Linked DNA regions of Homo sapiens: regions 2, 3 and 4 are each linked to region 1. Evidence: chromatin loops called from intact Hi-C (ENCODE). Cell type or tissue: PC-9. All regions are shown on one strand.

What was found. Peaks named below come from ENCODE experiments on the same cell type or tissue, not always from the same donor. Only the 100,000 strongest peaks of a DNase experiment are listed, where the experiment ranks them.
Region 2: it touches region 1 in a loop (9-fold over the local background); 11 of 110 quality-filtered maps call a loop at or near these places.
Region 3: it touches region 1 in a loop (4-fold over the local background); 7 of 110 quality-filtered maps call a loop at or near these places.
Region 4: a loop joins it to region 1, with 5 times the contacts of the local background. A loop is called at or near these places in 4 of 110 quality-filtered maps.

Annotation. Positions count from the first base shown.
Region 1 is chr9:4,122,445-4,130,444 of GRCh38, forward strand. GLIS3 (GLIS family zinc finger 3) reads right to left here. Exons shown (of 11, transcript NM_001042413.2): 3 at 3,290-3,497. Among named protein-coding and RNA genes, the nearest start is that of GLIS3-AS2, 170 kb to the right of the region's middle. In PC-9, no CTCF peak of the experiment used is centred here; DNase peaks (open chromatin) are centred at 3,907 and 4,257; H3K27ac peaks cover 2,503 bases.
Region 2 is chr9:4,289,878-4,297,877 of GRCh38, forward strand. All of the region lies in intron 1 of GLIS3 (GLIS family zinc finger 3), which reads right to left. Among named protein-coding and RNA genes, the nearest start is that of GLIS3-AS2, 5.4 kb to the right of the region's middle. RefSeq lists an enhancer at 7,192-7,486. In PC-9, CTCF peaks have their summits at 7,592 (motif pointing right) and 7,800; DNase peaks (open chromatin) are centred at 3,634, 3,954, 7,344 and 7,624; H3K4me3 peaks cover 1,795 bases; H3K27ac peaks cover 5,285 bases.
Region 3 is chr9:4,073,654-4,081,653 of GRCh38, forward strand. The region is part of intron 4 of GLIS3 (GLIS family zinc finger 3); the gene reads right to left. Among named protein-coding and RNA genes, the nearest start is that of GLIS3-AS1, 180 kb to the left of the region's middle. In PC-9, a CTCF peak has its summit at 4,030 (motif pointing right); no DNase peak of the experiment used is centred here.
Region 4 is chr9:4,224,316-4,232,315 of GRCh38, forward strand. The region is part of intron 2 of GLIS3 (GLIS family zinc finger 3); the gene reads right to left. Among named protein-coding and RNA genes, the nearest start is that of GLIS3-AS2, 71 kb to the right of the region's middle. In PC-9, a CTCF peak has its summit at 4,500 (motif pointing left); a DNase peak (open chromatin) is centred at 1,306.

The DNA of each region.
Region 1 (8,000 bases):
AGCCTTCTCTGACCTTTGTGGATATACTCTCAAAGGAAACCATCACCAAGAATTTCTGATTTAGGAAATAAAAATCTAAATACAGTGCCTTTTTGGATCTGGAATGACATTCGGTGATGGCTGAACTTTGTCACTGACAAGCTAAGCACTTGGACTTTCTGTGTCCTGGTTCCATCGGGTCTTAAACAGAAATATTTGCAGGTAGTTTATGAAAATTCAATCATAAAATGCAGGATTACAATGCATGTGAAAACACTAGAAAAGCTAAGTATGCTACCAAAGCCATGCAGGTGGCATCTGAGTAGAATGTTTCTTCTACTACTCAATGTTTGTTAGACTGCTCTATGAAACTGCTGTATGATGTTACTGTATCAGCACCTCAGCCTTGTCATTTTAGGGGAAATATATACAATGGCCTCTGTATTCGAGTTTTGGCAAGGCCTAAATCGAGAATGACTCCTGGATCTTCAAGACGGTAAGGTATAGTTTGCATTTATCATTAAGCACAGGTAATCAGAAATGGTTGGGAAATTAATCTAGGCAAATATATAGCCTTAAGGCAGGATTCTTATTATTGGATTAAATAGAATCCAACAAAGCTAAGGAAAAAGAGCTTTTCCCCAAGATGAGCACACCCAAAAAACATACCCAAAGGAGGTCAAAAGAAAAAATACAAACAGCCAATAAATCTATGAAACTTCATAGATTTATTTATGAAAACTTTAATATTGTCAATAATTAAGAATGCAAATTAAGATAAAATAACATTTTACAGATCAAACTGGCAAAGTTTCTAAACTAGTAAAAGTTCTAAAAATAATAATACCTAGTAATGAATGGTGTATTAGAAAACAGGCACTCTCTTGGACTGCTGGTTAGTTTATAAATTGCTAGTGAGTTCCTGCAGTACAGTTTGAGAATATGTATAAAAAGCCTCAAAACTCTTTTAACACAACAAATTTTACTTTTAAGAATTTATTCTAATAATCAGAATTGTGCAACAAAAGATGTACAGAGCTGATCCAATAAAGCATTATTTATAATTTTTAAAGAATGGGAAACAACTAAGTGCCAACTAACAAAAGACTAATTTTTAAAATTATAATTTTATTTATACACTTTCTTTATAAAGTGGAATCCTGGACAGGAAGAAGCCATTATATGATGTTGAAAGAGGCTTTTATTATAAAAGCTTATAATATATTAACTGGAAAAAAGTAATTAAAAACTATGTAGATTACTAGATCAATTTAGTGGAAAGGAAAGCCTATGTTTATTGTATATGTTTGACTATAACTGGAAGGATGTATATCAAAATTCCACCCATGGTCGTCTCTGGGGACAGAATTCAGGATGACTGTCATTTAGTGCTTGGTACTTTTCCATGTTTTCCACATTTTCTACAGTGAATAAGAATTACATCTTCAGGAAAAACAATACATTTTGCAGCTTTTCATAGGGCAGCATCTCTCAAACTGGACAGTTCATGCCCCCTTTTCCACTTCCATCCACTCCCAGCATGCCCCCAATGTATAAAACGCTAAGCTGATTCTCTCTCCATCTTCTCTTTATCTCCAGTAAAATGTTGAACTTTGCCTCTTATTGAACTGTTGCCCCTTATTCTTTCTCTCCATTGATGAAATACACAAACCAAGGCTCACAAATAAATGCAACCTTTCCAAATTGCTAAAAGTAAGTTCCATATTTCACCAAGCAATTCCCAATTCCTGTTTCTTTGCTCATCCTGAAAAAAAAAATTCCATAGAAGGACTCAAATAATAAATACATAGTCAAAAACACTTGTCAGTGAATCGTTAAGGTGTTGTCTTTTAAGGTTATAAAATTATGCTAAGGAATCAAATATGCCAGAAAACAATGAGATAATGACCCCTCTCTGGCCGACCCATAAAAGGGACTGCATAAGATACATGGCTTAAGCAGTCTGTGCCCTGACTACTGTCAGTTTCACCGTTAATTATACTTCTGCCTTCAAGGCATGGGCTGGACTTGCCACAGAAAGGAAGCTGAAGGCTTCCCAATGACACCCACCCCATGAGCACAGTTCATTTTACATGCAGCACTCAGCAAGTCTGAGAAGTCCCTTAAGGCATAATCATCAATGGGAAAATGACAGCAGCTTCCCATCACAAAAAGTCTCAGGTGAAAAACAAGTTTCTATCTCATGAAAAAATTGGCATAAATAAATGATTCAGGAACTATGATTTCAGAGTCTCAAATAGTGACTAGGAGGGACAGCACAGAGATACAAGAGGGGAGAACAGGATTAGGAGGAAGGAAAGGAAGAAGACACAAGACCTCAGAACTGCAAGGCACATAGCAGGTTACAGATCCTAAAGAAGAGGAAGCAGGGGCTTAGAGAGTAAAATTCCTTTGCAAGACCATAGTTATGGCAGAACTAGGACTAAGGCAGAAACTGTGGATTGTGTTTTTCCAAGAAAATAACTTCTAGAAGATAAAATAATTTATTTCAAACATAGACACAGACCTTAAACACTGTACAGTATTTTGGCTTTATGCCCCCTCCCACCTAATATCAACCTTGAGAGAGATAAAGCTTTGTCTGAGGGGGTGATTTCCCTTTTCTATTCAATTCCCTCCCTTGGAGATAGACACATGGCATTTATAGTACCTACTTACTATGGAACCTAATCGACATTGTGTTGAAATGTTATGTAACTCAAACACAAAAGTATGCCTTTCCAGACACATCATAAAGTCTTAAAATTTATGCTTTCTATCTTTACTCTCTCTACTAGGCCCCTAAACTTCAACTATTATATTATGCAGACAGTAGGAACTTAACAAATATTTAAGTAGATGGGTAGCTGGATGGATGCACAGATGGACAAGACAGATTGTTGAGCTGCCTGGAAACTCTGCATCATATTCATAGAAAACCTGGCAGGTAAGATAGGTGTACATGGACCATGCAAATTTGCTAGGCCATGATATGATTGCTTCACCAGAAATTGACAAATTTACACACCGTGTTTCAGTCACTGAGGCCCCACAATCTCAAATTAGGTATTCATGTCACTCACACCACAAGACAGTAGGTATTAAAGCATTCCTCCCAATTAAGATGATAAGATGGCACATACTTAGTTTTAGACATATTCCCCTACAAACCTCAAATTGAGAGAGTTGCTTGAGTGTGTAAGTGTATGAGTGTGTGTGTGTGTGTGTGTGTATTCAGAAAGAGAACGGAAAACACTTGTGGGGTGTGTTTATACCATAAAGAAAGGGGAAAAAAAAGTTAACTTGAGACCTGGTATCTGAAGGAGGTATATTCAGGTTGGCTGCATTCATTGCCCTCTGTAAGCTAGGACTGATCTGGTTGCATGCTGTAGAGACCTGGCTTGCTGGAGGTGAAATGAGTCCCAGTCGCTGAACCATCATGGGACTGCTGGTGACCACTAGATTGTTGCAGCTGCCTTTTCCAATGGACTTGCACTGAGGCCCAAAGCCAAGAGCCCCTAAAAACAAATGAATCAGGTTAGCTTTCATGTCCCTTACATCAGAAATCAGTAAATACAGACATGTGCACGCTTATATCAGGACCCATCTTTAGAGACAGTCCTCAGATCATTTTTTTTTTTAGTATTGGTGATAGCAAAAGGCTTTCTCCAATTCCAATGACAAAGCCATAACGCTATAATAGAAACCTTTCCATAATCAGCACTCATACAAAATGTGCTTAAATTTTACTCCTTCTATGTAGAAGTGTCCAGTTATATTAAAAATCATATTTTATAATATCCTTACCTAAAGGGTTAAGGTGGTAAGTAGATGGGATTGCCTGTATCAAACCAAGTTTTTTCCTAGAATAGCTAATATCTTGAATCACCCAGCAAGGAAAGTTGACACTACTGGAAAAAACCTGTTTAACTGGTTTACTTCATTCCAAATCTGTACTTCCAAAAAGTCCCTTCACAAGGATGTAGTCTGGCTGTGTCTCTCTACTCTTGATTTTTTTTCTCCTCATCTCAACACATTGTCATTGGACATCTACTCAATTTTTTAAAATATCAGGATGAGAGAGTTGTAAACAAAATGCTCATTTGAAAAACAGCATGGTAACCAAATTGGACATAGATTTTTCATTTTCATTAGTAACAATCTTTCAGTGTAGTAAAAGCTGGTACATACCCAAAGGGGAAAGAAAAAAAGGAACCCACAAGAATCTGTGTCGTTATGGAAAAGTGAAAAGCAAAGAGTTTGAGAAAGGCAAACACTGCCATGACTCATTTATAAAAAAATCATAATGAGCTGAATCATTCTAGACATTCTTTTTACATGGATGCACTTTTTCAAACTTTTTTTGTCAACTACCTGGTCAAGTCTCAGTAACTATACACTCTGTTCCCATTTCTAGCAAACAAAAATATATACGATCTCAATCTTTAACAAATTAAGCTTTACATTGCAAATTTCCCATCTTTTTCATTGATATATTTGGGATCGAAGTAGGAAGAAAAGTGTCACTGTCACTTTTCTTAGCTGTAGGGGTCATAATTTCCTATTTTGTTTTCCCCAAAATTAAATCAATAGCCCAAAAGTGCCTTTGTCATCTTTTGTAACATTCTTCCCAAGAGCCCCCCAAAACAATAGAACAAACAAGACATTGGAGCAGTCACTGTTTCCATCAGTGCAGCCCTATCTCAAAAATGCTGGGGGAGTCACAGCATCATTAGCTGCCAGGAATCCTGGTCTAGTGCAGACTTATGGGACACTAAAATCCAAGTGGTAATTGACCTGCACAAAATCACACAGGGATTTAAAGGGAGAACAGAAACTGATTCTACGAGAATGTATTTTTATGACACCTGTGTGCTTAAATTTAGGCTCTGATATGCCTAGTTTCTTCCTTGTACACTTTCCAAGATCATTTGCTCCAAAAGAAATTTCTCTGATTTTCTTTCCCAGATACATAAACCAGAACCTCTCCTTGACCCCTCCCATTGCAGTTTATATCTGATCCATCTTCTTGTGCCTTAAAAGATCAGTTATAGATATTCTGTTTTCGTAACTCATAAAGCACTGTATTATCCGGGCTTCATCTTGACACCAAGAATAGTAGGTACACTTTTATGTAACTGCATCATAAATTCAATATCTTTAAAAATCTCAATAAGCTACATGCATTAGCTTTTCATATTCCCTTTTTACCTTGAAAAAAAGGCAATGTGATGGTTCATAGCCTAGTCCAGTATATAAGACTGAATGAATGAATTCTCTATATGAATTCTTTCCCCAGGTCCCATTGCTACTAGCCACTATTATTAAAAGCAACATCAATTATCAAGTATTCTGTCAAATTTAATGTCATATATTTATCTAAGGAACTCAGTCATTCCATGCCTATTTCCTTTTCAGAAAAAAGGTATTAATATCTATCTACCTCTAAAACAAAGATATAGCAGCTGGAACAGCATCCAAGGAATACTACTTGATGGCAAAACATACCAATAGATTATTTCATAAAACTAAAATGGCACATATTGTAAGGTGTACCATTATTTTACGTACCAGTAAGAACATGAACTGCCAGTCCAACTAGTGCATGATGTCCAGATTTCAGAGATGTTGTAATGTAAAAACATGCACACCTTAGAGCCAATACAAACTAATGTGATCACTGAAACATTTATTTTAACCCTTATCTTGTTCATGCTCTTCTCTTTGCCTGGAATGCCCTTACCCTAACTTATCCACCTAGTGAGCACCTCTGCATCTTTAAGGTCTCAATGCAAGGGTCACCTCCTATATGACCTCCTCCTCCACTACCTGTTAGGCAGATCTGACCACTGCTTCTTTCATTTGTCCACATCTCCCATCACACATGTGCCTCAGCACCTATAGTGCTTCAGGGAACTAAACTCTTTACATGCCTGCCATCTTCTCACTTTTATACTTCACTGCTGTTTAAAGACAAAGCTCTTGTTTGAAGCATCTCTACTTCCTTAGCACCTAACCTAGGGTCTAATGCACATTACATAATAAAGTCTATCCAGTGAAATTAGAATGAATGAAAGAAAACAAAAGATACTTATAAGTGAATATTAAATACTGACAAGTTATTCCACTGAAACTCTCCTGGTCATCTTTGTTGATGATATACAGTACCATTTTTCAAAAAGCAGAAACAAAAAAACTCCAAGTCAATCCTTTGATGTCTCTCCACATAATTGCTAACTAGATCTGAATGGAATATGAAGTCAGTGGGGGTAGTAATTATAAATCCATCTTCCTGGGCCAGAATTTTACACTGGTCAAGGCTGCCTCTGTAACTCTCTACTCTGGATTCATACATTCACATTGTTTTCTTGCTTTGTAATAAAGAAATGCTAATTATCTCCCTAGTATCTCCACATTCTTACTATACCACCTCCTACTCCCAAATTCACTGGTCAACTTTACACTTTACACTCAAGTGTAAAGCCAAAAGGCCAAGAAGCGATCACTGGTCAACTTTAACCCCATCTAAGCACAAATGGTGTCACAAATGGTATCCTTGAAGCATGAAAATTAATGGTGAACTTCTTGGGAACATGTAAATGTTTGTGGTACAACTATGAGGATGTTCTGGAAAATGGAAAATGGCAACATCTGTCTCACACATGCAGGCAAACAAGTCTGACCAAGAACCACTGTGCTCAATACAGCCATCTAAGTGTTTTTCATAATGCCAGAAACATAATGAACACCTATACCTCCAGACTTCTCAGAATTGTGCAGTGTCTTGGAGTGTGGGCTCTGGAGATAGCTTGCCTGGGATCTGCTATTTGGGGACTTACGCAAATTACTTAACATTTTTGTGCCGTATTTCTCCATGTCTATGTCTTCTCATCTGCCAAACAGGGATAAAGTTAACCCTCCCTCTGATATGGTTTGGATCTGTGTCCCCACCCAAAACTCACATTCAACTGTAATGACCAGTTTTGGAGGTGGGGCCCAGTAGAAGGTGATTGGATCATGGGGGGTGGATCCTTCATAAATGGTTTAGCACCATCCTTTGGTGCTGTTTTCATGATAAGTGTTCTCATGTGATCTGGATGTTTCAAAGTGTGTGGCACCTCCCCCTCTCTCTCTTCCTCCTGCTCCAGCCATGTAACACATGCCTGTTTCCCCTTCGCCTTCCACCATGATTGAAAGTTTCCTGAGGCCTCCCCAGAAGCTTCTATGCTTCCTGTTAAGTCTGCAGAACCATGAGCCAATTAAATCACTTTTCTTTATAAATTAGCCAGGCTCGGGTATTTCTTTATAGCAATGCGAGAACAGACTAATACCAAGGAGTGGGGCATTACCATGATACCTGAAAATGTGGAAGAAGCTTTGGAATTGGGTATGGACAGAAGTTGAAAGAGTGTGGAGGACTCAGAAGAAGACAGGAAGATGTGGAAAATAGTGGAACTTCCTAGAGACTGCCCGAATTATGACCAAAATGCTGACAGTGATATGGACAGTGAAGTCCAGGCTGAGGAGGTCTCAGATGGAGATGAGGAACTTGTTGGGAACTGGAGCAAAGGTCACTTTTATTATCCATTAGCAGTGAGGTTGTAGGCATTGTGCCCCTGCTCTCGGGATCTGTGGAACTTTGAATTTGAAAGTGATTTAGTGTATCTGGAGGAAGAAATTTCTAAGCAGCGAAGAGTTCAAGATGTGGCCTGGCTGTTTCTAACAACATGTGTTTATATATGTGAGCAAAGAAATGAGCTGAAACTGGAAGTTATATTTAAAAGGGAAGCAGAGTGTAAAAGTTTGGAAAATTTACAGCCTGGCCATGTGGTAGAAAAGAAAAAAGCGTTTTCAGGAGAGGAATTCAAGCAGGCTGCAGAAATTTGCATAAGTAAAGACAAGGCAAGTACTGACAGCCAAGACAATGGGGGAAGGCCCCAAAAGCATTTCAGAGAACTTTCTGGCAGCACCTCTCATCACAGGCCCAAAGGCCTAAGAGGGAAGAATGATTTTATGGGCCA
Region 2 (8,000 bases), 170 kb after region 1:
TCAGAGAGGAAATTACTTAACCCTAAGGAAACTAAGGCACAAAACCATTTAGTAATTCCACTAGTTTTTCTGAAAATGCGTGACTTTAATCAAAATATAAAATCATGACTCTACCTTCTACCCAAGGCTCCAGGCACTGCTCATCATGGATTAAAAGATTAAACAAACGAAAAGCAATGTTAACTCATCCATTCCAGAAAATTTCAAGAACATGACTTCCATAATGCCTATTTACAGCTAAAGGCCCTTTCTTAGTAAATATCATTAACAGACCCATCTAGAGTCATAACTCATCTGATGAGCCAGTTAATTATTAATTTTCATACATCATTTCATTTCCTTAGGCTACATTTAGCCTTTGTTACATTTTCCATTTCTTATGCCACAAGCACTTCTTACTCTGCATAGAAAACCCGATAATGAGGCACAAAATACTGGCCAGCAAACAAACTGCTTCTGACTCTACTTCTTATATATCTGTCTAAGCCATCTACAATAAGAGTTTTTATTGATCCTTTTTATTTTTTCCCTTTGGGTTCATGACTGTATAATTTCATTAATGCCGCCTTTTCAACATCGCTGCCTTGTTAATAGGTCCCTGCTATTCCCATGGGCTTCTCTTGTTACAGCTTTTGTAGCCAGAAGAATCTAGAAATGAAAAGCCTATTGATAGATAATATAAGTTATTCTCATGCACGGCTGCAGTGTGAAGCACATTTCGCAATTCAATCAAGGACAGATAGAGCTGAATGTTCTTAGATCCTAGGAGTTCATTTAAATAAGCAGAATGTCCCTTGTCCTAACACAGGTGACTGACTCCTCAGAAAAGACTGTATAAACAAAAACCAATCACGTAAGTCATTTTATTGGCAACAATATAAACACAGCTATATTAGATGTCACCAATAAATCAAAATTATTCTTGTCTGCAATTTTAACCAGAGGAAAGTGCAAACATGTGCCTGTGAAACTGGAGGATATTATAGAGGAAATATATTGGATGTGTACAACATTATTTCCCCAAATTGAAACTGGAGGATACTATATTATGATATGATAACCCATAACAAGGTAGAGTTTGATCATTTCTGTGGTTCCATAATTTTATGCAGTACAACTGACAAATTCATAGAATTTGCAACCGAAGTTACACAGAAACAGAACTGAGATAATTCCTCATTATTGAAATGTGGAGCAGAAAGTTAGGGAGGTTACACCTAATAACTAGAATGTATAGACCTATTCACTTGGGCACTCCCAAGGCCTAACGTTGGTAATTCTAAGAATATGAATATATTTATTCTGAACACCAAGGTGTACAAATGTTACTTAAGCAATATAATCACCAATAAGACGAAATAAAAGAGGTTTTATTTCTGAGTTATACCAACTGAAGACAAATTAGTGTCCTCTGCAGGGATTCTTCAAGACCATTCTTCCAAAGACTACTCAGAAAAGATAATGTAATGAACATGAGGGACCTCACCTAATAGAAACTCTGACTTTGTTTTATCTGTCAATTCGAACCTGTGCAATCTAATCAGAGATATAAATGTTTTAACTTTTCATTTTTATATTTTATAAAATTTTCTCAAAAATTAAAATAATCTTTCCTAAGTTTATAGAGTGAAAGGACTGGCCATGTCACTTTAAATTTAAATTAATGGCTATGACATTCAAAATATGGGTAGTAAATATGAACAGGACACAGAAGAAAGAAAGGAGAGAAAAGGGAGAGGAAGGGAGTAGGAAAAAAAGAATGACCACATCCGATTCAGGAATTTACTCCTCTTAGTCAATCCTCATTTAAAAATCAGAAGCAGCATTGAGAGCCTTCCACACAGTGATAATGGCTACAGATTGCTGGAGCAAATTCAGGACCTTCAGGAATACACCGCTCGAGGGCAATATTAAAAGTTCAATAACCTCTCTTAGAATCTCCTTTGCACTCTTCAGTGCATCTATATAACTTTCATATCCTCCTAGTTTACTAAATGTCACTACTTTCACTAGTAATTATTAGAAGTGTTTCATTTACTTTGCCCCAGTCATTAACTCATCAATGAGTACAGAAAGGTCTAGAGAGCCATGGTCCTACCAAAAATGGCAAGGGAGAAGAGGAAAATTAGGGGTTTTCTTGGTCAGTTATAAGAAATCACACAAAATGAAAACGAACTTGGAACCAAAAAGATTTTTAAGAAAAACGTAAATAAGTTCAGAAAGTACCATGCCTTGGGCCCACAGGCTGTAAGTTCCTACATCTACATTCAATGAAGTATTCATTTTAAAGTAGTGTTTTTCAAACTGGATTGCAATTCATTGGTGGTCCATGAAATTAATTGTTCAACGGAGAAAGCATTATTTAATGAAATAGGACTACTAGAATAAAATAGAAGCTATTGGAGTGCATCAAATATATTAATGGTGAACTATTGGTTTTACTTCACTTATTTGTGGGTATACCTATCTGCCCATTTGTATGCATATACATCTTCTGGGTAAGACAAAAAATATATTGTAGGGTGAGTCACGGCCAAAACAGTATAAAAGTCACTGTTAAAAAGCACTTGGACTATTTGTCTACCCAAGTACTTACCAAGAACAGCTGCAGGTACAGAGTTGAACAGTCAAAGTAAAATAAATAACAAAATATAGCTAGAATGAAGAACAGAAAAGATCTAAGGGTTTGACATTTTTGGCTTTATAAAACGTAAGGATTCAATGATACAAAGCTTCATTCCTACCACTGCTATCTTTCACTGTGCAGTAAGTATCAATTGATCAATTGTGCTCAATAAGTAATAACTGATCAACCAACTGACAGAATAAGGATCAAAATTACCGAAAATTTTGGATCTTTTTCATTGCAGGGGATAGGTAACTTCCCTGGAATAAAACTCCCCTCTTACACTGCTAAAGTGGGTAAAGTTTAAATTAACACACAATGTCTTTGAGAACTGAGTCTTTCAAAATGTGTTCTTAATATGAGTTAGCCATCAGATTCTGAAAAGAGGAATTTGAAATGGAAAAATGAACACATTCCTGATGATGTCACTGCTGAATTAATTACCTGAACTGCAAACACTGAATAGCACATGGCCAGGGTTTGAGACACAAAGGCTTCTTCTTCAGAAGTATAGAAGTAAAATAACTGGCTGGAGATGTTTCTTTCAAGAAAAACAAACAAACAAACAAAAAACAAGCCCATCCTCACACAAGAGGGTACATAAGGAATAAAATGTGGCAAATGAAAAGAGCATTCATTATCCTTTAGTCTGTGTAACTAAACACTTAGTCCATATGACTAAGTATTTGCAAGGCTAAAAAATCACAATCCTTCAAAAAGGGTAACAAACATCTACCTATGGAAGATTCTAGAAATAAAATTTATCACTCAAACCAAATATTCAGGCATCTTATTGTGTCCCCATCACACATGTAACTGAGTGATATTTTTCCTTCAGCATAGTTATTGCTTAAAAGTGACCGATGTAACTATTTCTGGCTGTTGGTAGACAGCAGTTTTACAGAAGTTAAATTATGTTCACTGACATCACTGCGGAAGTATGAACATCCACAACAATGACTAGGCCCTTAACCAACATGACAACATATTTATTAAAAAGATTTTTTGAAAACCTCTGTGAATGACTCAGCCAAGTTACAGACAGAAGTGGAATCTATCGGTCATGCTGAAAAGGTTGGGAAAACATTAATCCATTTCTTCACACACAAGAATAACAAAACTTCGTAACTAGCCCTGGCATCTGGTTGGTTTTCTGTGTACAATATTCAGCAGGCCTACAAAAGAAATTTGATGGAGCTGGCTTAGAACTTTAGAAATCACTGGTATTCAGAAAGTCTGATCTCTTTATCATGGAGCATAGGACAGGATCTGATCTTGCATTGTGACGCTATCTGCCCATCTGCAGTTGAGCAAGTCTTGCTGCTCCTGAAGGAATGTGCAGTCATTCTTGTTCCTGGCTTTGAAGAGATCATGTCAGACAAGGGTGGCCCCACCAGCTTTCCTTGACTCAAGTCTGCCCTCAGCTACTGAGAACCTCATAATTCAAGTTTTACAAATTCCTTTTCTTCCCAAAGTGGAACATGATTGGATCTTTGTTTCTGTTAATTCTACAAACCGCCTTAGAGTCCAGCTCGATGGTCTTTTCCCTCCTCCTTTATTTTGTTCTCTTTTCCCCCAAATCCAGATCCTACTTATCCTCTAAGCCCACCCCAAACACCCACTTTAGGCCCTCCTTGATCCTTTTTTAGTCTCTATAAATCTGACCTGTAAAAATGGGGATAATGATGCTACTGTGCATAGTTCATAATATTACAGAATAATGGGCCAGGTGCGGTGGCTCACGCCTGTAATCCCAGTACTTTGGGAGGCCAAGGTGGGTGGATCACCTGAGGTCAGGAGTTCGAGACCAGTCTGACTAACACAGTGAAACCCCCATCTCTACTAAAAATACAAAATTAGCCAGGCATGGTGGCACATGCCTGTAATCCCAACTACTTGGGAGGCTGAGGCAGGAGAATCACTTGAACCCAGGAGGGGGAGGTTGCAGTAAGCCAAGATCACACCATTGCTTTCCAGCCTGGGCAGCAAGAGCGAAATTATGTCTCAAAAAAAAAAAAAATTACAGAATAATAAATGAGAATCCACATCACATGCTTAGCACACTGTTCAGCACACAAAAGGACCCAATAAATGTTATTTTACTCTACACACCTCTCTTTCAACATTCATAACTTTCTACACTACATTACAGTTATTTGCCTGTGTTTCACTTTCCTGTCTAAATTCTAATTTTATTAAGTTTTGGGGTCATAGCTAATTTATCTTTGAACTTTCCCCAGCCCTTACATGTACACAGATTGTTTTACACCTATATATATTTTTCACAGTACATTTATCATATAGTTATGCTACATCTATATATTCACATACATTTATTCTATTTATATTGTTCATTCTGTACTGCTCATACTGAAAAACATGGTGTAAGTGAAATATACAATTATAACCCACATCTATAATTTACTGCCTGAATAAATACAATATAAGTGAGGTGTGACCATAATCATGAATCCCATGGCTTATGGAACCAGTTTAATTACAGTTGCATGTTTCCTAGTCTTTTCCTTTCTCTACTAGGAAAAAGTGGCACAGAAATTCTATTCCATTCTTCTGGGTAGGCATGTTATTCTTGCCTTTATCTTGGCCTACTGGTGAACAATGAAAAATCCCAGCTAAAAGTTGCAAATGAACAGTTCAATACTGAAACCAGGCACTTACTTTTTTTTTTATTATGGGGGTTGCTGGCCCTCACGAAAGGACGGTGAAATACACTCTGGGTTGCCTTAGTGGAAGGAACGCCTCTGAATTTTCCTGCTTCCTACACTGGTGTCACATTAGACATTTCACTTGTGTCTGTTTGGTCTCCCTAACCAGACTGTCATCAGAATATAAATATGGCTTCAGTTTGGTTAGTGTTTTTCCTTAATTCTATCATATTAAGTAATGCCTCACTAATTTCTGCAAGCCAGACTGTTTCCATCATCTTTAAAGGGGGAGTCCAAATTATTTGACCTAATAAAAGGTTGTTGTGTTGAGCGAAAGAAGCCAGACCCAAGAGTGCATATTGAATTATTCCATTTACACAAGATTTTTTTTAAAAAAACCAGACAAAACTAATATATCTGTTAGAAACCAGGGCAACGGTTACCTTAGGCAGAGGTGGTAACTAGAATGGAGTGTGAGAGATGTTTCTGGTGTGTTGATAATGCTCTGTTTCTTGATCTGGAGACTAGTTATGTGGGTGTGTTCCACTTGCAAAAAAATGCATCGAGCTCAAGATAAGTGTGCTTTTCCGTAAGGATATTTCATCTCAATAGAAAATTTGGCTTTTGTGTCAACTCTGCCTAAAGTAAGTGGGAAACTACAAAAACTGGGGACTTGGACATCTTTTAATCAAACTATGTATCAATGTCATTTCAAAGGTTTTGTTATGTGTCATCTTCCTTGAATGAGAATGGCAACAAGTTTTTTTTTTATCACACAGATTTCCTATGTGCCTTTTTTCCCCAGTCCTGATAGTCTATGAACCAACCAAACTTAGGGAAAAGTAAAACAGTTAAGTCCTGTATTTCCACCTTATTTACAATATAATGCCCTCTACAGAAAATAATCACAGAAACACAGAAAATGACTTCTCCAGAGATGAGAAATGTGCATGTGACGCCACTCTGAGTTATCTCCTTCAAGAAGTATGTATTCTATAATCTGGGAGAAGAGTAAATTAACACTCCAACTCCAAAGATCAATAATTATAATATGAGAGAGACAACAGTGGAAAGAATGAATGTCCTCAGGCTTAATTTACTAGCAGGAAAGAACAGTCAGAGGAAAAAAAAAAAAAAAAAAGACCGAGAACACTGAGCTCTCTTCTGGAATGGCAGAAGGACCACTTTCTCCTGCATAAATGAAGGCAGGGCTAATACAAAACGTTTTCTGGGTATTATTTAACCTCTCCTACCCAGGCTATTTTAGCTCAGTAGGAAATTCACCCACTAGGTGGACCTTGGAGTTCATCCACCACCCCAATAAAGATTGCCTTTCTTATTTGAAGTGATGATCACTTCTTCCAAGCAAACCAACAAACCCTAGGTATTCAACCTCTGATAACCTGCCTACTAAGGAACTTCAGTGGAATCAGGGGATCAACGATGCTGTCCCCAAACTGGCCTAAGGTGAACCAAGGGGAGAAGTTAACAGCAGCACTTAAATTGATCTACTCATACTCAAGGATTACTGAGTCTTCTGGGCAAGAAAAGAAAGCAATTACAAACTACCAATAAGGACAGGTGTTTTGAAAATAGCGAAAAAAAAATGTCCCCTACACTTCCTTTCAAAGGTAGCCTCAGAGCTAGTCTGGCTGCGCAGATGACCAGTGAAAATAAATGAAAACTGCAGTACGGTTATAGATGATCCTTACACCTCAGCTTGTTCTCAATTGCAAAAAAAAAAAAAAAAAAAAAAAATGCATATAATCTAACACTCTCCTGTCTAAATTGCTTCAAACTTTCTCAGAACGACCTTCATCGTGGCGGATTCTTTTTCTGCAAACCTTTACAGGTTGCACCTGCTTCACACAGAACCAGCGGAAACAAACTAGGAGGAGATAAAAGAGAAGAAGTAGGAAGGTTTAAACCAACACAAGTCGATTTTGTACCCAAAAAAAAAAAAAAGTTTAGTCTAAAAAGGGAGGTCCAGTGAGGAACAAGACAGAGGGTGAAACAGAAGTCTGGCTTACTCCCAAGGCAGAAATCATGACTCATCAAAGCTTTCAGAGGGGACAGAACCAGACTTTGCATTTGTCTTGAGGTCATCTTCGAGCCAAGAAATGCTCTCTTAACCGGGACCTGAGAACTTTAAGGGTCTGCGACAACTGGCTGTGAGGCCTTGGGCAAAACCTCTAACGTCTCTGGGGCTCGGTTTCCTCATCAGGTGAAGCCAGGGTCCACTCTAGCTTTAATAGTCTCTCCTCGAGATTCCCGGCCCCATACTAAAGGGACCTGGTCCACTGGGGGGAGCTGCAGAACTTCCCTCTTCTCACAAACTCCAGGGCCCTGGGGCCCCAACTCTCGGGAGATGCTGAAGTCTTGGAGGAAGTTGGTTCTGCCGGCTCGGGGAGAGGGTGCAAGAGCAACCCTCTTTGTGAAACGGGGCCGCGACTCCACGAGTCCTGTCTCTACGGACCCTACTCCCTGTGATTCCGGAAGCACCTCCCTACCCCTTCCCCAGGTTTACATGCTCCAGAGATGAGGGCCAAGCGGATACCGGGGCAAACTAGCGTGGGGCTCAAGGAGGCACACAGAGCAGTGGTCTCAGTCCTCGAGACCACTCCTGCCAAGAGGAGGGCTGGAGAAGTCGGGAGAGGTGCCGGGAGCGGGGGAGAGGCGCGTAGGACAAGGCAGGAGGAGGGCGGCCC
Region 3 (8,000 bases), 49 kb before region 1:
ACTCCTCCCTAACCCTGACCAGGACATACCACCTACGCGGCAGTCGGATTACCTGAATTCAAACGCTTGCTCCCCCAATAGCTTAGCTTCTGCCTCAGTTTCTTCATCTCTCATATGGGTATAATAATGAGTTACTAGAAATTGTTTAAATAAATTATTTAAGTAAAATTACGCATGAAAGTGTATATAGAGCAGCACCTGGCACATAGGAGGTGCTCAGTAATTGCTCTGTGTGTGTCTGATGTGTGTAAGTACACAAAGTCCTGCTTACAATGCAGAAGAGAAAAGAGTCACTGAAGAAGTAAGCTGTAGAAGGCCATCATACGAACTGAGAGCCAAGGTGCAAGTTTGAAGTTTTATTCATTTAAATTTGTACAAGACATGCACTCCAAGCATTTCCTCCCACTCTCTAGTATTTCTATTTCTCCAGCTCCCTTCCGCCGGACTGGTTCCTCATCCCAATGCAAGTCACAAGTTAGTCTTCTTGCTAATTTATTGTTGAGCTAGCTCCAGCCTAGGGATGGTCAATATCATGAACCAGGGGTCTCTAGGGGAGCAGGGTCATTTCAGGGTGGGTCCCCAAACCATAGTTTGGGTTCAGGCTGAAACAGCACCCAACCTAAGCCATGACTTGGTGTCCTCATCATCTGGGCTTTGTCAGAGAAATTCTAGAAATTTAGTTCTCCTCTTTCCTGATTCCTTGTTTTGTATGCCCTTTGTGGCTCATATATCTGTAAACACTCACCTACTCCTCCTGTTAGTAATTTATGGAAGGCTGATGTCATCAAGCCCCACAATCCTGAGAGATTCAGACAAATTTCCATCCCGGTTCTCCATCTCTTCTGTGATCAATGTCCTAAGCTGGTTTCCTCCCTCATCAGATATAAAGATTCTACCCAACTGTATTATATTTTCTTTCTTATGGCTCTATATTTTATAACTGAATCATTTACTGTATCATAGGAGATGTGCTTTCCCTATTCCATTGATTTGGAAACTCCATCACTATGAAGCCAAGTTTGGGGCCCCACTCCTCTACCAGCACCTTTTCTTAGATAGCATTAACTTAAAGCAACATCATAGGACTTAATTTCATTTCAGCCTCCTGGTCTCAGCCATCTCTGTCACTTCCAAAGCCACCATGATCTTGGTAACGAGATCTTGCCTCCATTTGGTCATTAGGCATTTTTACCAAACTACAGAATTTTAGAGCCTGAAGCCAATTCAAGAGGATCATCTACCATGATCTTCTTTCTTCTCCAAATACAGAAACTGTAGTTCTCCTTTAAGAGACTTGCTCAAGGTCACATAGTTAGGGAGCAGCATAGAGTTTTCTGATCTCATGATGAAGACAACAGACGTACTCACCAAATAAGTAGCTACCATAGGAAGAAAATTCATTCAGTGATGGAATTGAGCCTTTAAAAGACTGAGATGAACAACAACACAACAACAACAACAAAGGGAATTTCTGGAGGAGATGAATACGTTCAGTGCATTTACTGTGGCGATGGTACCACGAGTGTATGCATATGTCCAACCTCATCAAAATGTATACATTAAATATGTGCAACTTTTATCAATTAGATGTCAGTAAGATTTATTGAAAGCTTAAAAATAAAAAAGATATTCAGGCCGGGCGCGGTGGCTGACACCTATAATCCCAGCACTTTGGGAGGCTGAGGTGGGCGGATGACAAGGTCAGGAGATAGAGACCATCCTGGCTAACAAGGTGAAACCCGTCTCTACTAAAAATACAAAAAAAAAAAAAAATTAGCTGGGCATAGTGGCGGGTGCCTGTACTCCCAGCTACTCGGGAGGCTGAGGCGGAAGAATGGTGTGAACCCAGGAGGCGGAGCTGGCTGTGAGCCGAGATCGTGCCACTGCACTCCAGACTGGATGACAGAGCGAGACTCCGTCTCAAAACAAAACAAAACAAAACAAAAAAGATATTCGATAGGGATCAATATATAGCCTAGACATAGGTGCTAAAAAGAGTTTTTAGGATATTTGCAAAAGATTTATTCAAAATAGCTCAAAACCAGAAACAACCCAAGTGCCCACCAAGAAGTGTATGCATAGGCAACCTGTGATATAGTCGTACAATGCAACATTAATCATCAATAAAAAGGAACTACTTAACCATGCAGCAACAGATAAATCTCAAGAACATTATACTGAGGAAAAGAAGTGAGAAACAAAAGTGTACATACAGCATTATTCCATTTATGTAAAATTCCTTTAAAGGCAAATCTAATCTAAAGGAATAGAAAGCAGAGAAGTGGCTCCTTAGGCCCAGAGCCAACAGAAGGATTGACTGCAAAGGAACACCTCACGAAGAAAAAATTAGTACTTTGTGAGGTGATGGAAATGTTCCATATATTGACTGTGGTGGTGGTTTCACAAGGGTACACATTGGTCAAATTTCATGGAACTTTATATTTAAAATGTAAAATATTTACACTCTATTTAATGTAAATTATAGCCCAACAAGTTGATTAAACAATACATTTTAAATCTGTAGAGTGTAGGAAGACTTGATTAATGAGTTCCATCTACTATCCCATAAGAACTATAATCTCCATGTGAAAAAAATATTAAATTTTAAATGATTATAAATTTACCACGGAGTAACATAATTGCAAAAGAAAAAGAATGCCATCTTAGGTTGTCTTACTAAAACTATGTTTCTCAGAGGAAGGGAAACTGTGATCCTATTATACTATGCATTCATCAACGCATACCTGTAGTGTTATCTCCTATGACCGATTCCTATGCTCCCATACCTAAAGTTTTGTTCTGAGTACCACATTAATTTTTCTTTCTTACAAAAGGAAAATGTACTATAATTAGTATATTCTAATGAACTGTAAATTGTAAACTATATTTAAAATACAAATAAGTAGATAAAAAAGAACATTGACCATTATCTCTCCACCTCAAAATAGCCACCAACCATATGTTGGATATTTATCTGTAGTACACATCCTCCAGTCTTTCTTTAAAAATGTGAATTTAAATATGTACTAAAAAATGAATGTTTCTGTGATGCCACTTCATAGCCTGTCTTATTTTTCCTAAAAATATAATGTGACTTTCTTTTCATAATGTTAAATTTTTTGGCTGGGCACAGGGGCTCACACCTGCAATCTCAGCATTTTGGGAGGTCAAGGCGAGGGAATGGCTTGAACCCAGGAGTTTGAGACGAGCTTGGGCAACATGGCAAAACCCTGTCTCTATCAAGAAAATATAAAAATTAGCCATGCATGGAAGCACATGCCTGTAGTCCTAGCTACTTGGGAGGTTGAGGTGGGAGGATGGCTTGAGCCAGGGAGGTGGAGGTTGCCGTGAGCTGAGCTCAAGCCTCTGCACTCCAGCCTGGGTGAGAGACCAAGACCTTGTCTAAAAAAACAATAACAACGATGATGTCCAATTTTCTTCTTATTTGTCATTGATATCTGCTGAGTATTCCACAGTCTAAAGCAATCCCCTATTATTGAACATTTATGATTTTTCCATGTTTTTAAAAAAATTGTCAGCAACTTTGAAATTAATAACCTTATAGCTTAATTTCTAGGCAGACAAAAATTTATAAAGATAAATTCCTAGAAGTGTAATTGTTAATACAGAAAGTATGCACATTCTTAAGGCTTTCAATTGGCACTGACAAATTGAGACCCACATTTAAAAGAGATGCTGAGAAACTGGCATCTGTCCAAAGGATGGCAACCAAAACATCCATGCAGCATGTCTTAGAGACAGGAGAGGGACTGGGCATAGTTGGCCTGGAGAAAATAAAACTTAGAAAGGAAAGATACTTCTCCTCAAAAAAAGGAAAGAGATTTTGTTTTTCTGTCTGCTTCTTTGTTTCTCATTTAAAGCTGATTCAACAACAGAACAGGAAACCCTGGGTTGGCCGTTAAGCTATTGCATCTCAGCTTAAGAAAATATCCTTCTATGCTGTTCTTTGAGACACTGGAAATCTACAATATTTCTCCTTTGCCAGGGTAGTCCCTGTCGGCCTCTACCAACAGGGGGCGCGGGGGGGTAAGTGAAGGAAAGAGAAAGGGCGGGCTGGTCCTGTTCTCTTGTCAGCGTCCCTCCACTAAAGGTTCTTCATCTTGGCAGCAGCAGTGGATTCCAGTTTGTCATTTTGCCAACACTCCCAGAACCAGCCTCCTTAGCAGTCTCTTCCTCAGAAATCTGGTTCCCAGCTCCATACCTTCCTCTGAGCTTCTAAGTTTTAATAATTCCAATCTCTTTCCTTTGTTCCTATCTCAAGAGGGAATAGCTATTTTATGCAGTCACTTTCTTCCCTTTTTTACTTTCCCAGTTTTCTGATACCTAGTTCACAATTCTTTATAGTGAGCTCTCTGTTAAAATGACTGGTGTGATTCCAGTCTCTTCATTGGACCCTGAATGATATGGTCCCCCATTGCTGGAGCTAAGTAAATTGAGAATGAATTATCTCTGGCCTAAGAATTTGTAAAAGAAATTTCTGGACCGAAAGTAAGTTACACCAGACCAGTGGTCTTAAAATCATTTTTTTCAATATAATCCTTTTTGCAAATATAATATTATGTCAAACCCAATATGTATCAAAGCAGTGGTGCTTTGGCTAAAATGGAGGTATGGAGTATCCTGCCCCTACCTGCCTGGCCCCATTCCACCAGATGCTTCTGCAAAGTCCTGCTCCTGACCCATTCTTCTGGGAAACCCCTGGGTTCAGCAGGGGTTTGTCTGACAATTTCTGATCTACACAACTCAAGTGCACTTCCAAATCTTCTGATTCTGTAACAATATAATTCTTCTTGCATGGCCTCAAGGCTCTCTGGAGATCTATGTGGCCCAGTAACAGCTCAAGCAAAACACAGGAACCACCACAGGCTGCCTGGTATTTACCTAGCTGTCCCATCTACAGATCGGGCCGCAAAAGGAAGCCAAGAGATCTTTGCCAGCCAGGCAGGGTAAAGCGGTGGAGAAACCATTATGATTGTGGTGCTGCCATTCCTGCTGTTAGGTTAAGGACAGGTCAGCATTTTTCACTATAATCCCCCTTCTTTCAGAGGTTTCTAACATGGCTATAAAACTCTGCCCTAGCTTAAAGTTTGGCATGAAAGTTTTGGCTCCAGGCTGTCCTTTCTTTCAGTGAAACTACTATGAATGTGTTTAGCTACTTTAGAACTCAGAGAGGGCATTGGATCATCAGAATAAGAGAAGTCTGTGCTTTGAAATGCCTCCCCTCTGTCCCCCGCCCCACCCCACAACATCAGAAAAATGATTAAGCTACCTTTTCTTAAAAACAAATGTTTTCCAGGTCTTTGGCTGAAAATACAGCCTTCCTTCTTTAGGAAACTGCTAAATAGAACCAAACTCTTCCAAGGTAAAACAGCTTAATGCAAACAAGATATTTCATACTAAAGGAGGGTTTCCTGCACTCACATTCTACTGTGGTTTGGTTTCAGCTTGTATCATCATTACCTTCTCTGATTCCCTGAAATAGGGTCCCATTGCTTTTGGAGTAAATTCCAAACATTTAAATTTTGCACAGATGACATTTATGCCTTGCACATACTCAACAATAGTCAACATGGGTGGTAAGTGAAAGGTATTAGAATTATTCCCTCTTTGCAAATTAAAAGATTGAAGCCCAAAGAGTCTCACAGGCTTAAGATCCTAGTCAAAGGCAAACTAGGAAAAAGACTGTCTTGTACTTCCTCTGAGAGGTATGCTGCCTCCTTAAACTGCAGGATTTGCAAGCCATAGCGAAGAAAGCAAAAAGGGAGCCCACCACCTGAAAGCCTCTACAAGTCTGGGGCAGTTCATCCCACTGATAAGATTCTCACCTGCATGTCCAGCAATGTTCCTGTCATCAGCGGAGGTCAGAGCAGTTTCAAAGTCCGCATTCTGTTCCTCTGCCTTTGGGATGCCGTTAAAGTCACAACCAGAGGAATGCCTTTATCCCCAAGCATGTCCCCAGTGCTGGGAAGAGCATGGCTATGGAGCCAGAGAAACCTAGCTTAAAATTCTACTTTTAAATCCACTCAAAATAAGGAAAGGCCTTCTTTTCTACCTTTGAAAGATGGATGTGAAAAAAAAAAAAAAAGAAAAAAGAAAACCTACCTGAAACAGGTTGCTGTAATCATTCAAAGCACCCAACACCCAACATGTAAGAGAAATTCAATGAATCAGAGCTACTGATAAGTAAACATCAACACTGCTCTCTCAAAATTTAAAAAAAAGGGAAGAAAATAGAAGAAATAAGAAAAAGGTAGTTATTTAACAGACACTTGTTGAAAAAAGAAAGGATACTCTGAATACTCTCCTCCTTAAGGGTGGAAAATATGCACAATGATTTAAGAAGGTGACATACAGGATCCATTTGGAAAATGCTATTGTAAAAGTGTTTGTGCAGGAATCTGCCTGCTTGTCAAATTCAATGACTAACTATATTGGAACCCCCCTGGCTTTATGACTGGGTTGAAAACCGTGTGCTGTGGTTCCTATACTATCCTTTCTTCCAATTCTAAGACACCTGACATATTAGTTTTCCCATTTATTTTTCCAGCATTCTTGCATTCGTAAGCATTTCCTGAGCACCCACCATGTCTCAGGTATTGTGCTAGGCACTAGAGACACAGAGGTAAGTGCCAGAGCTCAGATTAGGGTGAGGCATGATGTATTCCCCATAGGTGAATCATTTAAGGGGGCTCCAAAAACTCAGTAATCAGGATAAAAAAACATTTTGATGCAGTATTTAAAATAATCAACATTAGTACAAAAAAATGCATGATGAACAAATTATCAAAATTTTAAATAAAGACAAGATGATTTAATACTGCCCTGTTGTGCCATACTGGAGCTAAGGGAAAGGATAAATCACTAATGTGTATTCTACCCCATTTAAAATTTTGATATTTTGTTCACCAAGGATTTTAAAAATTAATACTGATTAAATATTACATTAAAATATTATTTACCTTTATTATTGAGCTTTTGGCACCCCCTTAGATTTCTGACACTAATCCTGGCCCTGAGTAGGACATATTTTGTAGTTGGCTGAAAACTGAAATACTAATGTCAACAAAAGAGAGAAGTCTAGGGGCATTAAAATACATTACAAATATCAAAGAAAGATAAAGTGAGGGGGCAGATAACGCAAGGCTCTTCAGTGGCAATACCTGCAGCCAGGCCTTCCGTTGGATCATCTTGACCCCCGGGCGTACATCGTACAACCTTCACACCCCCTTCACCTCTCAAGGAAACGGTGTTTGAGGTGGGTCTGCTTACCACAGTCCTTGTCAACTTGCAGCAACACAGGGCAACTGATTTCATGAGCAGGGTTTCTACTCCACAGGGCGTTTTTCCAGTCTTGCCTGGCTTGTCCTTGATTACGGCAGTAGAGGGTAGAATCTGCCCCAGAACTGTTTGGCCATTAGCTATTCCTAGGTTACACAATGAGCTTCATATTCAGTGCAGGCCAGGCACTCAAATTCTTGCACATCACTAAGGAATACTGTGCTAGAGGGAAGCATGACTACCAGACAGAGCTGGTACAAAAATGACCCACTTACCTTCTATACAAAGTATTATTAAGCATCTGGACCCTCCTAGCCAGGCCTCTGCAGTCCTTTGTCCTCACCACATTAACCCTTTTTACCCTGTCGCATATACTTACTGCAATGGCAGAGGCTGCCAGCTGTGTAGTAAATTAGACTACATTTCCCAGCCTCCCTTGCACCTACATTTGGCCATGTACCTGGGTTTTGGCCAATGGGATGTGAGGAGAGCCACTTACCCGCTGTCAGTCCTCTCATGAGGAATCCTCATTTTCTTTGCTCTTTATCTGGCTAAATGGAGAAAACACTGTGGACCCCCACGATACTGGAACCTAAGGTGGATGGAGCCTGGGTCCCTGGATAAACACGTGTAAAGCCCTCCCAACTAGTTGGAAATATATTTTGATTGTGCTAAGCCACTGTGATTTGGAGGGACTGTAA
Region 4 (8,000 bases), 100 kb after region 1:
GCTTGCTAACAAACTGTGACTATTTCAATGATTTGTCATCTGGCCGTCTCACTGGTGACAGCTTCCAAAGGTGTATGAATGTTTACCATTGAGATGTTCTGTGAGATGTCGTTCATCATACACTGTCCTCTTTATGAGGACTCCCTGGGAAAATCACTATCTTGTGTCTCATCATTAGGAAGAGTTCTGTGCTTCACTATTTAACCTTATGGACACTAAGATTCTACACAGCTGATTGTTTTCTCACCGCATTGGCTACAGGAAAATCCAGAACCAAATCTCTGGCACACCTCTAGCAAATGGAACAGGGCTTACGAGACGCATTTTGAGTCCTAACTTCACCCTTTGTTACATCCCACTTTCCCTTCTCCTATTCCCCCACTTACCTGTTTTTCATCTTTTTCTGTTTTTTTTTTTTTATTTCTATCTTTGAAAGCTGCTTTTAACTGTTTTTGGAACAAAGGAAGTATTTCAAGCTATTTTCATTTACTGACATCAATGTTGAACAGCAAAATCATTCTTTTAGTGACTTGCACTTTTCAAACACTGTCAATATACCAACCAATGTAATGTTCTGGTATACATAATTCTATGCCAAGATTTAGATCACGATTATCACTATGAGTATCGTTATCATTACTACAATATTTTTAAACTATAATAATATACTATTTATATAGATCTTCCTACTATTTTTCTGGTAAGCCTTCACATTTGCAATCTCATTTGACTTGCACAATAATCACACGAGATAGTTAAGCAGGCATTATTACGGCTGTCTTCATTTCTACAGATAAGGAAAATGAGCCTCAGAGACGTTAAGGAGCTTGCCTATATATACAAAGTTGGTAAGTTAATAAGATGAGACCAGTTTTTTTCTTCTAAGTCTTGCATTTTCCCCTACAACTGCAAAAGGTTGACTCTCATATACTTCGCTCTTTAAAATTTTGGCCTAGGACCTGTGACTCAAATGTTTTATTTAGTTGATTTTCTAAGTAGTATAGACCTGCTAGTCAAAATTATACAATTACTCTTTGGTAATGGAACCTCTGCATGATGAGAACTAGACAGCCAAGACACTGGAAAATTTTTTAACCATTAGAAAATGCATGAGTAATTTATTTCCTCCATTGGAATTCAGTGATGGCATTAAGAAAACTCATTCCTGCAACCTAACGAGGAACATAAATGCTTTAATGTGGTCTGCTAAAGTAGTCACACAGAGTAAAACTGCCTCTTGAGTCACTATAACTAGTAAAACCATTTAGTAGTAGAAGATGAAATTTAGACAAGGCAGGCTAAAGAGAAAAGCTAACTAACTGCTTCTTAATGATGAGCTCACGGTACTTCAACCACATCTAAGGGAAAGAATCATGAAGTTCAAACCATATTAATTTCCAAGTCATTGACATTGCTAATGTATGAGAGGGTGAAATGTTGACAACTTGAACTCTTGAGACCTTGAATAAACCAGAGTCTATTCATCCTACGAGTCATGAATTTGAGAAGTAAGGGGAAGACTGCATATGCAATTTTTCTGAGTTTTAATTTCTTCAGGGGAAATGAGGAAGGAGAAGGTCAAAGCAACCCACAACATTTTCTAACTCAACATTCTATGAGTGCAAGAACACTTATTAGCGCCACCTACCTGAAACGTTATCATTTTAACACTGGCCAGATTTTTAAAATATTGCCATGTAATATGTGGGTAATAGGTAATGTTCCAGCACATTTAAATCGTTATTCAGGAATCTGAATATTTTCCTTTAATCAACTTCAAACATACGCTGGTTTAAATTACTAATTCCTGCCTCTGAGACAGTCACATTCACAAAAGTGACTCTTCTCAACAGATAACGTATTGGATACTCAAATTAATTCTGCTTTCCAATATCTTGACAATAAGAAGGAACAGAAGTAAACTGACCTCTTGCTTGGTTAATTATTTTGTTCTTATTTAGATATAGCCTGCATTCTTCCCAACTAAACTATAAAACTCCGTAAAGATAGGTCCATATACATCTTTTTAACAACTTCATACTCAGTATTTCGCATGTTGTCATTATAATAAATATATGTTGAATAAATGAAGAAACTACCAACAGAGACAACATCTGAAACTCAAACAGAAAGACGAGCTCCTCCCAAGAGAAAGTTAGGGTGTGCTATGCTTTGGCTCAAACTCCGCCTCACAGAAACAACCCGACTATGCCTAAGGGGGAGGGAATGGTAAGGTGGAGCTAAGCAGAGGTAAAGATAAGAAAATGATATGGCTTCCTGCTTCCTTCTGAAGTAGAACTCTATAGCATTGCTTCAAAGTTTGGAGATAGCAAGGTCTCAAGAGAAAAGCCAAGTCTCCTTAGCTGGCTACTCCTTATCTGTGTGACCTTAGGCAAGTTACTTAATTCTCCTGAATCTTGGTTTCCTCTACTGAAAAATGAGTAAGGAGTAACAATATTTATCACATAAGAGCTGTTGGTGAGGACGAAAAAGACAGTGGATGCAAAGTTATCTGTTTACACCATGGCCTCAGTAAGTGGTGGCAATTATTATTAATTAGTTTGGAGTAAATTCCTGGAAAACTGACCCATCCAGTTTTAAAGGGAATCAGAATTATTCATGCTTAAGAGGTGCATAGCTGATCTCAGCCATATAGAGATAAATCTGGTGAGAACTAGCAACAGGAGCATCCTGGGAAGGAAAACAAGAGTTCTTGCATGCAAGGGGGAAGCCTGGTGCAGGGAGCGGTCTGTGGAAGAATGACACAGCAGTTCTGGGCCTTTGCTTTGCAGATGGGCACGGGCACAGAAGGAGGCACTGGAGCCTCAGGTCTTGCTGCAGCAACTGGCAACCTAAGCAAGCACCCCTAGTTTTCTCTTCCTCCCTCGGTTGGGTGTTCCATCCTGAGGCAGGTTATTTTACCCCGTCCTAGAAAGACAGGACAGAATTTGCCACACTCCTAAAGATGGTTCTGGGTCACGTTATGTTACCAAAAAAAAAAAAAAAAAAGTAAGTAAGTTACGCCCACACAATGATAGCCTTGAAAGGAAAATTAAGAAAAGCTACCGAAGGTTTTAAAGCAGGACTTATGGAAGAGGCAGTGACTTTCAGATTGTATTGATCTCTCTGATATGGAGCTCCATCCTAGCACAAAGGCAAAATATGGGGCCGATCAGTATTCTCTGGGCCAAAGAATACTCAAAATTCTCTGTGTGCTGTAGTAATTCCATGTGAGTATCTCCTATTGACTGCAAGAGTGACTTGAATCCTGGAAAAGCCAGTAACTGCAAGAGCTTTCAGGAACTCTGGAATGTATAAAGTCTTGGGATAAAGATATACAGCAGACCTATCCGGGACTTCTGTAAGACCAAAGGTTCTATTAAGACAGAAACCCAACATATTATCATGGGATGAAACCACTGCATAAAGTCAGGTGAAGCCAAGGAGCTCTGAACTCCCTTGAGGAAGGAAAAGCAAGGGAGAAGCAATTCTGATTCAATTAAAAAACAATGCTGCTAAGGGTCATAGAATGAAATGTTCTTCACTTCCCATTTCCAAGTTCTGTCCAGGGACCCGAGGGACACAGGCAAAGAAATGGTGGCATCGGAATGTACTTTGTGTTGAAATTGTTTGGGATCACATAATTTGTTGGGATCAGTACATGTCTAACTTAGAAAACTTTGATGAGCCCCACTGTATCCATTTCTCATCCTCAAACCAGGAGAATTTCTCCCCATACTTATAAGAACAAAAGGGAAGGGGCCAGGAGAATCACACAGTTATCAAGTGATCAGGGCCTTGTTGTCAGGGAATACAAATAAAGCAAATTTTTTGAAAGACAAAAGGGTAAAGTAGAAATTCATAAAGAGAAGTCTAAGGTGGCAAAAAAAAAAAAAAAAAAAAGAAGAAGATGGGAACCGCTCTCATGAATGATGATGAATTTAGTTTTAAAATGCTGTTTTAAATGCTGACGGGACCTCTAGGCACAACTGACAAGGGAGTATAGGGGAGGAGTCGGGGCTGAGCCGGAGAGGGGCTGTCCATGCGAATGTAACAGGTGAAGCTCTGAGAGTACATAACCCTCCAGTGCAATGATACATTCTCATATGTGTAGCCAAGACCAAATTTCTACCACGATAAATCTCAAAAGGATGCACCTGCAAAGATCTACTTTGTATATAAAATCATATTCATCATTATAAAATCTCATGTATTAACTAAGTGTCTGGTCTCATTAGATGAAGCTGCAAATACAGCCAGGGCAAGGGAAGAGCTGTAGCATCGCAGTACAGGTACCGTTCTACAAAGTGCTTCTTAATCCCCTATGTATGCATGTATCCATGTGCAAGCCTCTAGGCCTTCAGGTAAACACATCTTTGCTCTTAATAATCTGTGAACACAATATGAAATGAAAAATGATCAAAATGATGATGCTTCCTCTCTACATACAGCCCAAATACAGAAATTGCTGGTGCCACCTATTGTTGAAAACACAGAACTGAAGAGCCACACAGTGGAACTCTGCTCTGTTATCTCTCTGAGTATGAAGTTTCAAAATCTACCCACCAGAAGGGCCAGAGAAAGAGGGTTCATCCTACTCTAAAATAAAACAAACATGTCATGGACATTAACAACTCCTACATAATGCTTTGTTGAGTACAGCAAGATTCTAGCAATAGTTAACTGTTTTAATGTAAAAAATCATGAGGCAGTTTTGTATATATGGATGGGGAATGAGCTCCAAAATTAGTTGTTAGGTGTAAAAAACAAGGTTCATAACAGTGCGTATGATATGCTACCACTGAGGAAAAAGGTAATATCCATGTATAAAAGATGTGAGGAAGGATACATGAGGGAACAGCAACATTGGCCATCTCTGAGGAGGAAGCCTGAAGGCATGGGCTGGAATTAGAGAGATTTGCTTTCGCTGAAATCGCTTTCACTTTGTGCAAAAATTTTACCATGCGCACATACTTTCAAAAGATTTTAAGAATAATTGTTTTAAAGATAAATACTAATTTTGAAAACAATAGTTAATATTAAACTATTGTACATAAAGAAAGAATTGCAAGTTGTCTAACTTTGGTTGGTTAGCATGACCAGAGTTCTGGATCTGAGCAAAAGAGCACAACCTACTGGAATAACAGAAAAGTTATAGTGGGTCTTTAAAAGATTGTAAAGGAGGGCTGGAGAAGTGTCTCCTGCACAGTGTTATCCTTAAACGTAAAGTATTCACGGTACATTTAAAAGTGCCCTGAAGCACGGATATTTTCTGGTTCTCTGGATTTATTAAGATGAAGAAAAAAATATTTCCAGTTTTATTAACATTTGCTTTTTAAAGAGCTTTGATATAAAAAGGTTTTTATTACAATATTACTTCTTATTCAAAAGTAAAAGAAAGAGAACTCTAACAACACATGAAGCTCTTTCAGCTATTTTATAACACATATAAAAGCTAAGTGGAAATTTATACTTGAATACACATCACATCAAATGTCACATCTCCTGAAAATTGGTTCCTGAGAATAATTTCTGTAAACTTACTTATTTCTTAATATTATTCTCCCTAGCTTGGAATAACACTGATATTTACACTGAAGGTGGAGCTCTGAAATTTATTCTGAACATTGCCCAATCAAGGTAACACTAGGAAGAAAGTAAATCCCTTAATTTCTGAAGAAACTTTGGAAGAGAAGGAGGAAAGGACAGGAGACAGCAATAAAATAGTTCCTTGGCATTCCTGGGGAAAGGACTTCAAAGAAAGGCCGACGGGCCAAGTGAAATGGTATAGGTCAGGTCAAGTCAGTCCTGTAAGTTCAAGCTCCAAAACAGCCCCTCTGATCTAAACACATATTTTATATTGAAAATTTAATTTTAAAAAGTGAAAACCAGTAAGCGTCATCAGCCTTAAAGGCCCGATAAATCTCCACCAACTAAGAAAGAAACAGAAATAAAGAAAGTGGGGCGAAGGTCAATGAAATACCGAACTGCAGGCCAGAAGCAGGCAGGGGCAACAGAGAACTGGACTTGCGAGGGGTATGAGAACCCAAACTACCATGTGCTAGATGGGAAGGGAGTCTGGCTCACTCCTTCAAGCCAAAGACTGAGGTAGGGCCTCCTCCCTTCTCTGAAAATACCCAGATAGCCACACATTTGTAAAAGAAAGCGATAGAAAATGATGGAGGACCTATTATTTGGGGCCCCAGGGGTATCAGCAGCTGTGGACCTAGAAAAGAAGGAAAGAAGTCTCAGGAAAAGAATTGAGTCAGGTTTTCTGCTTACTCGATGCATCTGTGATACTGCCCAAGTCATCACAGAGCAGGGAAATATAAGCACCATTATAATACCTAATTATGGACTGCGCATGGGGAACCAGGTGAAAGTAACTGTGAAACTACAAAAGCATCCGTCAAAGAGGGAGAATAAAAGAAATAGCATAAAAAGCAAATATCTCTCAAGTTCAAAATGAACCTGCAAACTAAAATTCCAAAACACATAAAAGAATCTAATTCTAAGAAAGCCAAATCCCCCATCCAATTATAAATTCAGCCCACATGAAATTAATTTCATAGAACAGTCATACAAAGACTTTAAAATAAAAATGTTTAGAGCCAGGTGCAGTGGCTCACATCTATAATCTCAGCAACTTGGGAGACTGGAGTGGGATGATCACTTGAGCCCAGGAGTTTGAGGCTGTAGTGAGCTATGATTGTGACACTGCACTCCAGCCTAGGCAAGAGAATGAGACTGTCTGTAAAAAAGTAAAAAATAAAATAAGATAAATATGTTCAGGATAATGAGATGAATAAAGAAGCATCCATTTAAACAATTATAAATTTATGAAAATTAAAAAGCAGAGTAAGAACAGGTAGATATAAAAAACAATTAAGAATCTTAGAAAATAAAAGTACAGTCAACTGAACTAGAAAAACTCAATGAATGAGTTCAAATCTATACGTGACATATTAAAAATGAACAGTAAATTTGAAGATAATGGCAAGGAGCTGTTATCTTACTTTACCTAAGAGGAAGCATGGGAGAGAAGAGTCTGTTCTCTAAAATTAAGGTTCGGTTGAAAGGCCTGTAAGATAGATTGGCCAGCTCCAATATATATCTAATATCAATTTCTGAAAAGAATGGAAAAAAAATTATGAAGATACAATATTTGGAGAGATCTTCCAGAATTAGAGAAAAAGTCCTTAGATAGAAAGCATGAGCAGGAGAAAGATAAATCCACATCTAGATACATTATGATGGAACAGAAAAACATCAGAATAAAGCAAAACTCTTAAAGGAACAACAATTAGATGCTTAGGAAACGTCTTAAAAATAAACGTCAAGGCCAACAATGTAAAAATCTTCAAAGTTCTAAGGAAAACAGCTGTAAATCAATAATCTTATGACCAACTAAGTATTATTCAATCATTAAGGCAAAATAAGACATTTTCAGGCATTCAAAGATCAAAATTTTTACCAATGTAAACAATGGTCCTACTACTCACAGACCCATATGGGGAATATTAAAGGATGTACTTCAAATGAACTTAATGGAAGGCCTGCAACAAAGCCAATCAACAAAGCCCTGTGGTTGTCATTATGTTCCTGTTAAAGCCCCACCCTCTGATCCACAATAGGCAATTTGCCCAACCAATACTTTTTTTGGGTAACCAGAAAGCAAGAAAAATAATTTCACTCAACATTTAGCTTTGTATAGGATTTGTATAATTTTAACTTGCTGTTTTACAACTCAAAAAAATATTTTTAAAAATGAAACAGACAGGACTGGGCATGGAGACGCACACCTGTAATGCCAGCACTTTGGGAGGCTGAAGTGGGAGGACTGCTTGAGGCCAGGGGTTCAAGACCATCCTAAGCAACATAGCAAGATTCTGTCTCTACAGAAAAATTTAAAAATTAGCCAGGCATGGTGGCATGCACCTCTGTAGTACCAGCTATTTGAGATGCCAAGGCAGGGGGATCACTTGAGCCCATGAGTTCAA